2 separate regions of the Homo sapiens genome follow, and region 2 is linked to region 1. The links are chromatin contacts, found by Hi-C or POLR2A ChIA-PET in ENCODE. All regions are on one chromosome and are shown on one strand. Each heading gives the region's core, a stretch centred on a gene start or an enhancer-like site at or near the end of the contact. The rest is flanking DNA. Distances are from core to core; before and after follow the strand shown. Region 1 has its middle 24 kb from the start of ADGRE1. Region 2 overlaps VAV1 (vav guanine nucleotide exchange factor 1).

Region 1 (7,196 bases), core at 2,126-4,625:
TTCTCCTACCTCAGCCTCCCAAGTAGCTGGGATTACAGGCACCCGCCACCACACCCGGCTCATTTTTGTAGTTTTAGTAGAAACGGGGTTTCCCCATGTTGGCCAAGATGGTCTCGATCTTCTGACCTTGTGATCGACCAGCCTCGGCCTCCCAAAGTGCTGGGATTATAGGCGTGAGCCACTGCGCCCAGCCCTTAGACTTTTAATGCTCATAAACTAAGATTCAGGATCTCCAAGGAAGATTTTGAAGTTCAAAAGCCAGGGAGGCTGAGGGCAGAGGATTGCTTCAGGCCAGGAGCTCGAGACCAGCCTGCACAAAATAGTAAGATCTTCCTCTCTACAAAAAAAAAAAATAAATAAAAAAATAAAAAAAATAAAAAAATTAGCTCTGCATGGTGGCACACAACTGTAGTCCCAGCTACTCAGGAGGCTGAGGTGGGAGGATTGCTTGAGCCCAGGAGGTGGAGGCTGTGGTGAACTATGATTGCACCACTGCACTCCAGCCTAGGCAACAGAGTGAGACCTCATCTCTAAAAACCAACCAGGCCAGTCACAGTGGCTCACGCCTATAATCCCAGCACTTTGGGAGGCCGAGGCGGGCAGATCACTTGAGGTCAGGAGTTTGAGACCAGCCTGGCCAACATGGTGAAATCTCATCTCTACTAAAAATACAAAAATTAGCCGGGCGTGGTGGCAGGTACCTGTAATCCCAGCTACTTGGGAGGCTGAGATAAGAGAATCACTTGAACCTGGGAGGGGGACGTTGCAGTGAGATGAGACTGCACCGCTGCACTCCAGCCTGGGTGACAGAGCAAAACTCCATCTCAAACAAAAACAAAAACAAAGAACAAAAAACAAAACAAAGCAAAGAAACAACCAAGTAACCAACTGACCAACAAAAGCCAGGGAGTTGCTTTTTGGGTAAATCTGCAGGCTGCTAGCATAACCCTTAGGAGGCAAAAAGATGGGCTGGCCTAAGCTGACAGGGCTGGGGAAGGATCATGGGCTATAAATTAATTTGGGAAAAAGTAGTTCATACTTCCAAATATATTACCCTACCATACTACTAACAGAGGCACCTCCCGTGTCAAGTATTCAGTGTTGTCTGGCGCCATGAAAGTAAGCACTTCCTACACAGTATCTAGATTAATCTCACAGCCAGCTTCGTGGTATTTTATCTTATTTTATTATTTATTAATTTATTTTTGAGATGGAGTCTAGCTCTGTCGCCAGGCTGCAGTGCAGTGGTGCAATCTTGGCTCACTGCAACCTCCACCTCCCAAGTTCAAGCGATTCTCCTGCCTCAGCCTCCCGAGTAGCTGGGATTACAGACACACGCCGCCACACCCAGCTAACAGTTGTATTTTTAGTAGAGACACAGGGGTTTCGCCATGTTGGCCAGGATGGTCTCGATCTTCTGACCTCGTGATCTGCCCACCTCAGCCTCCCAGAGTGCTGGGATTACAGGCGTGAGCCAACTGCAACCGGCCGGGTTTCTTTTTGTTGTTGTTGTTTTTTTTGTTTTTGAGACGGAGCCTTGCTCTGTCGCCCAGGCTGGAGGGCAGTGGCGCGATCTCGGCTCACTGCAAGCTCCGCCTCCCGGGTTCACGCCATTCTCCTGCCTCAGCCTCTCGAGTAGCTGGGACTACAGGTGCCCGCCACCACGCCCGGCTAATTTTTTGCATTTTTAGTAGAGATGGGGTTTCATCGTGTTAGTCAGGATGGTCTTGATCTCCTCGCCTTGTGATCCGCCCGCCTCGGCCTCCCAAAGTGCTGGGATTACAGACGTGAGCCACTGGGCCTGGCCAGTTTTTATTTTTATATGAAATAGAGCATAGTGGTCAGGGCTCCAAGAGATTCTAAGGTCCTCTGTGCCCCTGTGAAATTAGCTATAAAGTTTTGGGAAAGACTTCGCCTCTCTGAACCAGAGAAAGATAAAATCAGCTCGCCACAGGCAGAGAGTCGGTATGCACCTAAGCACAGAACCACGCTCTTAACCGTCACTCTAGTGCCGGGTGGGGATCTTGGTATATCCTAGCTCTCTCTGCAACCCCAGGTAAGCCAACGCCTAGATGGTACCTGCACACACCTGGCCAGGTGCAGGATATAGCCTCTGAAGCCTGGAGTGAAGTGTTTTTCATGTTTGAGGAACCATGAATCTAGAAATGGGTGTTGGAGGAAGCAATGCAGTCACAAGGGATCAGGAACTAGGACGGGGGGTTTCTGCCCCTCCCGTGACTCCCCCAGAGTCACACCATGAACCTACCTATGGCCTAAGGTGGCTACCTGGGCTGTCTAGTTCAGGGTGTTGGTGAGGTTGAGGTCATGGACTTGTTCTTGGAGTTCCTGGGTGGCCCTCACCTTCAGCCCCAGGCTGTGTGAATGACTCAGGCGCAGACCTGCCTGAAAAGCACGTATAATCCAGTAGGGGACTTAACAATCAACCAGGCAATTATAACACAGAGTTGATGAATTTCATAAGGAACACAGGTGGCTGTGGGAGCAAATACAGATCTAACCCAGGCTTGAGTAGGGGAGGATGGTCAGGGAGGGCTTCCTGGAGGAGGAAACATCTAAGGTGGCAACTGTATAATCAGCTGGATGGAGTCACCTAGAAAATAAATGAGGGGACAGCCTAGCACGGTGGTCCATGTCTGTAATCCCGGCACTTGGGGAGGCCGAGGCGGCGGATCACTTGAGGTCAGGAGTTCGAGACCAGACTGGGCAACATGGTGAAACCCCCATCTCTACTAAAAATACAAAAATTAGCCGGTGTGGTGGCAGGTGCCTGTAATCCCAGCTACTCGGGAGGCTGAGGTAGGAGAATCACTTGAACCTGGGAGGCAGAGATTGCAGTGAGCTGAGATTGCACCACTGCACCCCAGCCTGGACGACAGAGTGAGACTCAATAATAATAATAATAAATAATGAAGGGAAAGTTTTTTAGGGAGAGGGGCAAATGATAGTGATCCTGGTAGGTTCTGGAAACTTCAAGGGGCTCATTTTGCTTGGAGAGGGAGGAAAGTGGGGGTGGGGTGGGTGAAAAGTTGTTGGGAGACCGGGCGTGGTGGCTCATGCCTATAATCCTAGCACTTTGGGAGGCCGAGGCAGGTGGATCACTTGAGCTCAGGAGTTCGAAACCAGCCTGGCCAACATGGTGAATGTACAACGGACAGCCCCCAATACAGACAGACAGACACACACACACACACACACACACACTCACTCACTCCTACCCCCAGCCCTAAGAATTTACAAACACTGATAAAGACAAATGAAATCAGCGGATATAGACTTCAAACGCCGTCAGACAGACACCCACTAGATCAAACAGGGACATTCCTAAACATCACACAGACACATCGCCAGGCAGTCCCACCGCAGACAGCCACAAATTAAAGCCGCGCTTGCCCCCTGATGGACAGCAGCAGTAGTGCGCCACCTCGATAGCGCAATCTCCCAGAGCGCTGGCATTGCAGGCGTGAGCCAACGTCCGCAGCCAAACACGTTCATATTGTTGAGAAGGCAGAGAAATACAAAGTAGGTGGAAGGGTCTCCACCTACAGCTGTTTTCTGTGGTCTGAGGATTCTTCCCACGTCTTTAATTTCTAGTGCTTTCTAGGGGTCTCAACTTGAACTATTTAATATTTTCTGGAAGAGAAACATTTTTTGTGGGGGGGGCGGGTGGGGGTGGGACCGAGTCTCGCTCTTGTCTCCCAGGCTGGAGCACAGTGGCGCGATCTTGGCTCACTGCAACCTCCGCCTCCCAGGTTCAAGCGATTTTCCTGCCTCAGCCTCCCGAGTAGCTGAGATTACAGCGCCCAGCTAATTTTTGTATTTTTAGTAGAGATGGGGTTTCACCATGTTGGCCAGGCTGGTCTCGAACTCCTAACCTCAGGTGATTCGCCCGCGTCGGCTTCCCAAAGTGCTGGGATTACAGGCGTGAGCCACCGCGCCCGGCCCAGAGGAACTTTTTTTTTTTTTTTCCAGAGGAACATTTTTTATCCAAAGGAATGACTCCCTAATGGTGGAATTCCAGGCAATGAAGTGAGGCGCGAGGCAGATTGTCACATAGGGAGCTGTCATATTTCATGGGTACCATTCACGCAAGGCGGGACTTGTTCTTAGGCAGCCAACACTTCCGCATTGTCCTGGCATTTGAGCCGCGGAACCAAGTTCCGCGTATCTTGCCCATTGTAACCCCACAGCACCAATTTGAAGCTATGTAGTGCCCTCTGGTGGCCTTCGGTGATTTGGCTTCAGTGTCTCAAACTCTCTGATTAGACTGTTTCCAAAGAGAAGGCTGTTAGGGGGCCTCAGAAGTCAGGTTTGGATGTTTGAGCTCTAAGCTGCAGGATTTGGGGAGCCGTGGTGTGGGGGTGATTTATTTATTTATTTTTGAGAAAGAGTCTCACTCTGTCGCCCAGGCTGGAGGGCAATGGTGTGATCTTGGCTCACTGCAACCTCCACCTCCCAGGTTCAAGTGATTCTCCTCCCTCAGCCTCCCGAGTAGCTGGGACTACAAGAGCCCGACACCACGCCCAGCTAATTTTTGTATTTTCTTTTGAGTAGAGACGGGGTTTCACCATGTTGGCCAGGCTGGTCTCGAACTCCTGACCTCAGGTTATCCACCTGCCTTGGCTTTCCAAAGTGCTGGGATTACAGGTGTGAACCATGCCTGGCCGGAGTGGGGATGATTCAAACAGTGGATATTCGCATAGAATGTGCCCATTCCTATGGTGTAAATAGTCCCACCGCATCTGATTTCTTTTTTCTTCTTTTTTTTTTGTTTTTTGTTTTTTTGTTTTTGAGATAGAGTCTTGCTCTGTTGCCCAGGCTGGAATGCAGTGGCACAATCTCAGCTCACTGCAACCTCCACCTCCTGGGTTCCAAGCAGTTCTCCCTGCCTCCGCTGCCTGAGTAGCTCGATTACAAGTGCCCACCACCAAGCCCAGCTAACTTTTGTATTTTTAGTAGAGATGGGGTTTGGCTGTTTGCCAGGCTGGTCTTGAACTCCCGACCTCAGATGATTTGCCCGCCTCGGCCTCTTACAGTGCTGGGATTACAGGTGTGGGCCACCGCACCTGGCCCACAGCTGATTTCAAGTCATCATAAGTATCCTCACTTTCCTTGCCTCCAGTCCACCCAGCAAAAGCACAACTAACATCAGAGAGCTCAGGCACGGGGATAACCATAAGGTCCTATGTAATCTGCATCTCCCTTCCTGCCTTGGCCATGCTGGCCACAGGCAGCAGGAAGGGGCAGAGGAAGGAGCTGGGCGAGGATGTGGCCTCAGCTGGAGTTTACTTAGAGATTAGCTCCATGGAGAAAAATAAAGTGGAGTAACATGCTAGCAAGTTTTTATTTAAAACTTTAAAAATAAAAAAGTTTTTGAGGCCGGGCATGGTGGCTAATGCCTGTAATCCCAGCACTCCGGGAGGCCGAGGCAGGCGGATCACAAGGGCAGGAGATCGAGACCATCCTGGCTAACACGGTGAAACCCCGTCTCTACTAAAAATATAAAAAATTAGCCGGACATGGTGGCAGGCGCCTATAGTCCCAACTATTCGGGCAGCTGAGGCAGGAGAATGGCGTGAACCCGGGAGGCGGAGCTTGCAGTGAGCCGAGATCGCACCACTGCACTCCAGCCTGGGCATTACAGTGAGACTGTCTCAAAAAAAAAAAAAAAAAAAGAAAAGTAAAAAAAGAACAGAATGCTTTGGCATATTTAAAAATGGTTCCTGCCGGGCACAGTGGCTCATGCCTGTAATCCCAGCACTTTGGGAGGCTGAGGCGGGTGGATTACGAGGTCAGGAGATCGAGACCATCCTGGCTAACACGGAGAAACCCCGTCTCTACTAAAATAGTACAAAAAAATTAGCCAGGCGTGGTGGCGGGCGCCTGTAGTCCCAGCTACTCGGGAGGCTGAGGCAGGAGAATGGCGTGAACCCAGGAGACGGAGCTTGCAGTGAGCCGAGATCGTCCCACTGCACCCCAGCCTGGGCGACAGAGCGAGACTCTGCCTCAAAAAAAGAAAGAAAGAAAGAAAGAAAGAAAGAAAGAAAGAAATCTAGCCCCTTCCTCAGGGCCGAGAGAATTTTGAGCACTAGCCTTCTCTCGGTCGCCTGAATTCATCTCAGAGTGTGGCATTTCTCTGCAACTCACTCGGTTACAACACGGGGTGTGGATTATTCAGGAGTGTTCTGGGAAGGGGTTGAGGATTTTCCAGAACTAAGGGTTCCTCGCCTTTCTAGACTCTCTAGGATAGCTTCCGGACATTGCCATGGCATCTGTAAACTGTCATGGCGCTTGCGGGAGTTTCTTTTAGCAGCTAATACATGATAATTAGTGTATAATAAGAATGAACAATGAGGACAACCACAGGTCAGTTTTGTCGCCATCTTGGTTTTGGTGGGATTTGGGCTGGCTTCTCTACCGCAGCCTGTTTAATCAGTAGGGTCTTTATGACCTGTATCTTGTGTCGACCTCCTATCTCATCCTGTGACTAAGAATGCCTGATCTCCCGGGAATGCCCAGCAGGTCGCAGCCTCATGTTACCCAGCTCCTGTTCAAGATGGAGTCACACTGGTTCAAACTCCTCTGACAAGTTTGTAAAACTTATGAAACTGCGGGGGCTGCCCTAAGACTTCTGCACACTGAGTCTTGAGCGATTCGTCAATTACCGTTCAGGTTTTTCTACCCCGGTACTGGTTCCTGAGGTGTTTTCTGCTCCAGTAAACCGACACTCTCTCTCTGACTCTCCAATTCATAACAAAACATTTCATGACACGAAACACAAACATACATAAAATGTACTTTTTTTTTTTTTGAGATGGAATCTCACTCTGTCACCCAGGCTGGAGTGCAGTGGCGGGATCTCAGCTCACTGCAACCTCTGCCTCCCGGGTTCAAGCAATTCTCCTGCCTCAGCCTCCTGAGTAGCTGAGATTACAGGCACGTGCCACTATGCCTGGCTAATTTTTTGTACTTTTAGTAGAGACGGGTTTCACCATGTTGGTCAGGCTGGTCTCGAACTCCTGACCTCATGATCCACCTGCCTCAGCCTCCCAAAGTGCTGGGATTACAGGCGTGAGCCACCATGCCCAGCAAAATGTACCTCTTTTACCATTTTCTTTTTTTGAGATAGGATCTTGCTCTGTTGCCTGGGCTAGAGTGTAGTGGCACGATCACAGTTC
Region 2 (7,005 bases), core at 79-2,578, 34 kb before region 1:
TCCCTCTGTCACCCAGGTTGGAGTGAAGTGGTGTGATCTCAGCTCAATGCCATCTCTGCCTCCCGGGTTCAAGCAATTCTCCTGCCTCAGTCTCCTGAGTAGCTGGGATTGCAGGAGTCTGCCACCACGCCAGCTATTTTTTTTTTTTTCATAGCAGAGACGGGGTTTCCCCGTGTTGGCCAGGCTGGTCTTGAACTCCTGACCTCAAGTGATCCTCCCGCCTCGGCCTCCCAAAGTTCCTTCCAGTGGTTCTCAAGCTGCCCCCACCTCATGGAGTCCTTTTCCTGTTTCCTTGGGGGCAGATATGATGCTTTGGCCTCTAGAAAAATTCCCACAGCTCTGGGGTGGAGAGCTGCTCACGTATTTATTCAAATCTATCTGCACCCACCCTGCAACTGGCTGTTTCTGGGACCTGCCTCAGTTTCCCCATTGTTCTCTGATTCCCCAGGAATGTTCTCAGAGAGCCAACAACGGGAGGTTCACCCTGCGGGACCTGCTGATGGTGCCTATGCAGCGAGTTCTCAAATATCACCTCCTTCTCCAGGTGCCAGGCACATCTCTAGGCGTGGGCTCCACGTACCTACTCTCCTGTGTCTATAAAAGTGGGGACGGGGCTGGCTTCTGGGGGTTGGGTCTCTAGGACGCTCGGGGATGGGTCACTGGGGTCATGTCTCAGCCTCCAGGGTCAGCAGTACGATGGAGGAGCTGGTGAGCTAGCATTGTTTGGAAGGCCCTCCCCGCAGGGAGAAGGGGAGGGGCCCAGGTGACGTCTGACGTCTTGGTTCTCTCAGGAGCTGGTGAAACACACGCAGGAGGCGATGGAGAAGGAGAACCTGCGGCTGGCCCTGGATGCCATGAGGGTGAGTGGGTGTAGGGTGCTGGTGACTCACCTGCTGCAGACACCCTCCTGGTAGGGGCTGATCCTCTAGCCGGGATTAGGTAGGAGCCTGGGTCGGCTGTTGGGGGGCCAGGTTCACCCCTGCCCCCTCCCCAGGACCTGGCTCAGTGCGTGAACGAGGTCAAGCGAGACAACGAGACACTGCGACAGATCACCAATTTCCAGCTGTCCATTGAGAACCTGGTGAGGCGGTGGAGCCGGGTGGGCCAGGGGTGTGGCCACGTGGGGAGAGTGTGTGTCTGGCTCCTTTCTTGGGAGACCCTTGCTAGACCCCCTGCCTACTGCATAGGACCAGTCTCTGGCTCACTATGGCCGGCCCAAGATCGACGGGGAACTCAAGATCACCTCGGTGGAACGGCGCTCCAAGATGGACAGGTGGGTGGAGTCAACATGGATCTGGGATGGAGCCTGGGCAAAGGGGTGGGACCAGGCTCCTAGATGGGCAGGTGGGTGGAGTCAACACAGATCTGGGTGGAGCCTGGGCAGGGGCGGGGCCGGGCTTCTAGATGGACAGGTGGGTGGAGTCGACATAGATCTGGAGCAGAGCCTGGGCAGGGGCAGAGCCAGGCTTCTAGATAGGCAGATGGGTGGAGTCAACACAGATCTGGGAGGAGCCTGGGCAGGGATGGTGCCAGGCTCCTAGATGAGCAGGTGGGTGGAGTCAACACAGATCTGGGTGGAGCCTGGGCAAGGTGGGGGCCAGGCTCCTAGATGGGTAGGTGAGTGGAGCAAACCATATCTGTGGTGGAGCCTGGGTAGGGATGGGGCCAGGTTTCTAGATAGGCAGTTGGGTGGAGTCAACATAGGTCTGGGGAAGAGCCTGGATAGGGGCGTGGCCAGGCTCCTAGATGGACAGGTGGGTGGAGCCAACACAGATCTGGGGTGGAGCCTGGGTAGGGGTGGGGCCAGGTTCTTATGTAGACTTGTAGGTGGAATTAAGATGAATTTGGGGAGGGACCTGAGTGGGGGTGAGGCAAGATTTCTAGACAGACAGGTGGTAGACCCATCCAGAGAAGGCGGTGGAGCCTTGATGGACAGGCAGGACAGGGCCAGCGAGGGGTATGGGTGGAGCGAAGACTGACAGGCAGTAGGGCCAATGCGGATCACGTGGGTGAAGTCAGGATGGACAGGTGGGCATGGCCAAGTTGGCCAAGGAGGAGGAGAAGGGCAGGGTGGGACCAGGATGTGGAGGAACTGGTCAGAGGGCTGATGGGGACAGTTGGGAAGAGCCAGACAGGAATGCGTTATCCATCCTTCCAGGTATGCCTTCCTGCTCGACAAAGCTCTACTCATCTGTAAGCGCAGGGGAGACTCCTATGACCTCAAGGACTTTGTAAACCTGCACAGCTTCCAGGTTCGGGATGACTCTTCAGGAGACCGAGACAACAAGAAGGTGGGGCTTTGACGCCGGAACTATGGGGTCCTCCACGCAGTCGGCAGCTTAGCCCTCTCCACTTGGGCATGTGCCTGTTTGCCAGACTACATCTACATGGAAGTGTGTGTTAATCCACTCAACAGGTGTTTTTTGTTTGTTTGTTTTGTTCTGTTTTTTAAGATGGAGTCTCGCTCTGTCGCCAGGCCGGAGTGCAGTGGCACAATCTCGGCTCACCGCAACCTCCGCCTCCTGGGTTCAAGCGATTCTCCTGGCTCAGTCTCCCGAGTAGCTGGGACTACAGGCACACACCACCACGCCCAGCTAATCTTTGTAGTTTTGGTAGAGACAGGGTTTCACCATGTTGGCCAGGATGGTCTCGATCTCTTGACCCCGTGATCCACCTGCCTCGGCCTCCCAAAGTGCTGGGATTATAAGCGTGAGCCCACTCAACAGTTTTTAAATTGAGCACCTACTATATCCAGGGCACTCTTCTAGGCACTAGGACTAAAATGGAAAGCAAAACAGAATTTTCATTTTGTTTGTTTGTTGGTTTGTTTTTGAGACAGTCTCACTCTGTTGTTCAGGCTGGAATGCAGTGGCACGGTCTTGGCTCACTGCAACCTCTGGCTCCCAGGTTCAAGCAATTCTCCTGCCTCAGCCTCCCGAGTAGCTGGGATTACGGGCACCCACCACCATGCCCAGCTAAATTTTGTATTTTTAGTAGAGACGAGGTTTCACCATGTTGGCCAGGCTGGTCTCAAATTCCTGACCTCAAGTGACCTGCCCATCTTGGCCTCCCAAAGTGCTGAGATTACAAGCGTGAGCCACTGTGCCCAGCTTATTTTATTTCTTGTATGGTACTTGCGTTCTTATGGGATGCTTTCTACAAAGAAAATAAAGTAGGTGGCTGGGTGCAGTGGCTCATGCCTGTAATCCCAGTACTTTGGGAGGCCGAGGTGGGAGAATTGCTTGAGCCCAGGAGTTTGAGATCAGCCTGGGCAACATAGGGAGATCCCCGTCTCTACAAAACATAAAAAAAAATTTAGCTGGGCTTGGTGGCACATGCCTGTAGCCCTAGCTACATGGGAGGCTGAGGTGGGAGGATCGCCTGTGGCTAGGAGTTGGAGGCTGCAGAGAGCTATGATTGCACTACAGCTAGGACCACAGAGTGAGATCCTGTCTCTATTAAAAAATAAATGAATGAAACAGGAGATGTGGCTGTGGTAGGTGAGGGTGGGAGGGGGAGCTATCTTACCTCCATTGTTCAGGGACATTCTCTGTGGAAGTGACATTTAAGCTGAGACCCCTCTCCCTCTCGGCTCTTCCTTACTTCCTTCTGCTTTTTCTCCTGTGAACTCTTCCGTTCGCTTCAGTTTTTGCCCTGGAGTTCCCCCTGTGCTCTGGTCTGTGGCTTCTCTATTTCTTTTTTTGAGACGGAGCCTCGCTCTGTCACCAGGCTGGAGTGCAGAGGCATGATCTCGGCTCACTGCAACCTCCGCCTCCTGAGTTCAAGAGATTCTCCTACCTCAGCCTCCTGAGTAGCTGGGATTACAGGTGCCCGCCACCACGCCCAGCTAATTTTTTTGTATTTTTAGTAGAGACGGAGTTTCACCACATTGGTCAGGCTGGTCTCAAACTCCTGACCTCGTGATCCGCCCACCTCAGCCTCCCAAAATGCTGGGATTACAGGTGTAAGCCACCGCGCCCGGCTGGCTTCTCTATTTCTCAACCTGTGTCTCCCTCGAGGAGCCAGTTGCTGTCTTGTAACTGCCTGCTTACAGCATCCGTCTCTCCTACCAGGCTGGAGCTCTGGGGACCACATCCTATTCACTGCTCTGTCCCCAGCTCCTAGCAGTGTCTGTTTCTCAGCAGGTGCTGCACCAATGCTTTGTTGAACAGAAAAATCGATGATGAGTGACATGCTGTGTCTGGTGTGTGCTTCTGCAAAGGGGAGTGTGTGTGTGTGTGTGTGTGTGTGTGCATGTGCACGCCTGCGTATGTGGTTTTGGGTTTATGGTTGTGTATTTGGATATCCTAGAAAGCCCTTTTACAAGGATATCCATGCATGGTGCTAGGGGCATAGAGACTGTCATGGGCTTGCCTGTTCCCTACAGAGGGAGGGGTGGGTGGGTGTGTGCTCCCACCCTCTGCGGGGGCAGTGCCTTCAGTCTGAGCTCTGCTTCCCTGCAGTGGAGCCACATGTTCCTCCTGATCGAGGACCAAGGTGCCCAGGGCTATGAGCTGTTCTTCAAGACAAGAGAATTGAAGAAGAAGTGGATGGAGCAGTTTGAGATGGCCATGTGAGTCCCCGTCTTCCTCCCTCTTTCTGTCCACAGAGGGGCAGGGGCTGGGAAGGAGGAACGTGATCTAGTCCCTACTCTGTCCTGACATGCCATGGGACCACTCTGAACCACAGTCTCTTCATTTGGGAAATAAGAGGGACAGGCCCAAGGCTGTCTTCATCCTTGGAATGCAGGGGTTGTGTGCAAGCTTCAGTTACCAGCCCAGACTCTTCTCCTTTCCTCCTCCTCTTTCTTGTTCTCCTCTCCTCTTCCTTCTCCTCCTTCTGGTTTCCTTCCTCCTCCTCCTCCTCTTTCTCCTTCTCCTTTCCTCCTCCTCTTTCCTCCTCCTCCCCTTCCTCTTCTTCTTCCTCCTCCTCTCCTTCCTCCCCTTCCTCCTCCTCGCCCTCCTCTTCCTCTTCCTCCTATTCCTCCTCCACCTCTTCTTCCTCCTCCTCCCTTTCCTCCCCTTCTTCCTCCTCCTCCTCCTCTTCCTCCTCTTCTTTCTCTTCCTCCTCCCTTTCCTCCTCTTCCTCTTCTTCCTTTTCCTCCTCCTCCTTCTTCTTCCCCTCTTCCTCCTCTTCCACTTTTGTCTTCTCTTTCTCCTTTTTATGTGAGGCAAAATTCCAACAACAAAAATCTAACAATTTCGAAGTGTATGATCGCATGGCATTTTGTACACTAACAGCATTGTGCAACCATCACCTCTATCCAGTTTCAAAACCTTTTCATCAGCCCAAAGGAGACCTCATACCCATTAAGCATTCACTCCCAATTCCCCGCTCTCGCAGCCCCTGGAAACTCCTAGCCTGCTTTCTCTTTCTCCCAATGTGCATGGCAGCACGATTCAGTGTGGCCAAAGGGTGAAAACGACCCAAAAGCCAATCAATGAATGAGTGGACACGCAAAACGTGGTCTGTTCATACCATGGAATAGTATTCAGCCATAAAAAGGAATAAAATACTGACCTTCTTTTTTTTTTTTTTTTAATTTTCCCCTGCCAGCTCCAACATCTATCCGGAGAATGCCACCGCCAACGGGCATGACTTCCAGATGTTCTCCTTTGAGGAGACCACATCCTGCAAGGCCTGTCAGATGCTGCTTAGGTGAGAATCTGGGAGGAGGGTCCTGCATACCGGACTTGGTCATCAGTTCCTTGCTAGAGAAGATGGCCTAGTAATTGGTTCCCTAAATTGGGAGATGGGGGAGTCCCTACTTTGATCTTCTGCTTCTCCGTCACTCTCCTGATCTAAAGAGAACCCAAGGGGTCCCTTTATGTTTTTAGCAGAATATTTGGCCCTGTCTGTAAAGGTCACTCGCTCTTCTTTATGTGTTCCCTGCATCTCAGAGGTACCTTCTATCAGGGCTACCGCTGCCATCGGTGCCGGGCATCTGCACACAAGGAGTGTCTGGGGAGGGTCCCTCCATGTGGCCGACATGGGCAAGGTACGAGTGGGAGGGAGGCTGGGAGGTGAGCTTGGTTCTCTTTGGAGGATTTCCCGTTCTCACCATTTCCTTTACCCTCCCGTAGATTTCCCAGGAACTATGAAGAAGGTAAGACTTTCCCGTGGTCCTTCCTGTGTACCACAAATAATGGGCAACAGCGCGGGGAGGACCCAGGACATCCTGGAACTGGGCAGGATCCTTTGTGGGGTGAGGAGAGTAAGGGGGCCTACAAGCCCCCAGGCTGGGCATAGGTAGACAGGCTTTCTTTGTTTCTCCTTCCAGGACAAACTACATCGCAGGGCTCAGGACAAAAAGAGGAATGAGCTGGGTGAGTTGGCAGGGGTTGCTGTGTGGGGGCAGGAGGAAAATTCATCTCTATTGATGTTGACCCAGGGACAGATCTCCATAATCATATTAACAGCCACATTGGGCCGGGTGCAATAGCTCACACCTGTAATCCCAACAATTTGGGAGGCCAAGGCGGGAGGATCGCTTGAAGTCAGGTGCACACCACCACGCCTAGCTAATTTTTTTTTTTTAAATAGAGATGAGGTCTTGCTACGTTGCCCAGCCATACTGTATAAATTAAATCATACAGTATGTGCTTATTTTAATTAATTAATTTATTTATTTCTGGAGATGGAGTCTTGCTGTGTCGCCCAGGCTGGAGTGCAGTGGTGTGATCTTGGCTCACTACAACCTCCACCTCCCAAGTTCAAGCGATTCTCCTGCCTCAGCCTCCCAAGTAGCTGGGATTATAGGCACATGTCACCACGCTCGGCTAATTTTTGTATTTTTAGTAAAGACGGGGTTTCACCATGTTGGGCAGGCTGGTCTCGAACTCTTGACCTCAGGTGATCTGCCTGCTCAGCCTCCCAAAGTGCTGGGATTACAAGCGTGAGCCACTGTGCCCAGCCTTAATTTTAAAAAATTTAAAAATATATGTATTTTATTAAATATATAATAATTTATTATTTAATAATATATTAATATTAATTAATATAATA

Evidence for each region. Hi-C counts contacts between places; a loop is a spot of excess contacts on that map. ChIA-PET counts read pairs that join two places held with the same protein, here RNA polymerase II (POLR2A). Pooled maps may share reads with other maps.
Region 2: a loop to region 1 is called in a map of HCT116, with 3 times the contacts of the local background. The contact joins two enhancer-like sites. A Hi-C loop is called at or near these places in 2 of 168 maps with a recorded cell type or tissue (CD14-positive monocyte and HCT116) and 5 of 50 pooled maps. POLR2A ChIA-PET finds 5 or more read pairs at or near these places in 7 of 52 experiments (B cell, MCF 10A, OCI-LY7 and 4 more).

What each region holds. Positions count from the first base shown.
Region 1 is chr19:6,859,521-6,866,716 of GRCh38, forward strand. No RefSeq gene overlaps it. Among named protein-coding and RNA genes, the nearest start is that of ADGRE1, 24 kb to the right of the region's middle. RefSeq lists an enhancer at 3,484-3,623. Within about 2 kb of position 3,376, at least 14 of the 41 ENCODE cell types and tissues checked have a DNase peak (open chromatin) inside an H3K27ac peak, as active enhancers do; they include B cell, where a contact is called at or near this core.
Region 2 is chr19:6,827,628-6,834,632 of GRCh38, forward strand. VAV1 (vav guanine nucleotide exchange factor 1) reads left to right here. Exons shown (of 27, transcript NM_005428.4): 10 at 449-544; 11 at 792-860; 12 at 995-1,081; 13 at 1,188-1,273; 14 at 2,159-2,291; 15 at 4,464-4,573; 16 at 5,557-5,658; 17 at 5,901-5,998; 18 at 6,084-6,106; 19 at 6,281-6,326. Among named protein-coding and RNA genes, the nearest start is that of ADGRE1, 56 kb to the right of the region's middle. Within about 2 kb of position 1,329, at least 4 of the 41 ENCODE cell types and tissues checked have a DNase peak (open chromatin) inside an H3K27ac peak, as active enhancers do; they include B cell, where a contact is called at or near this core.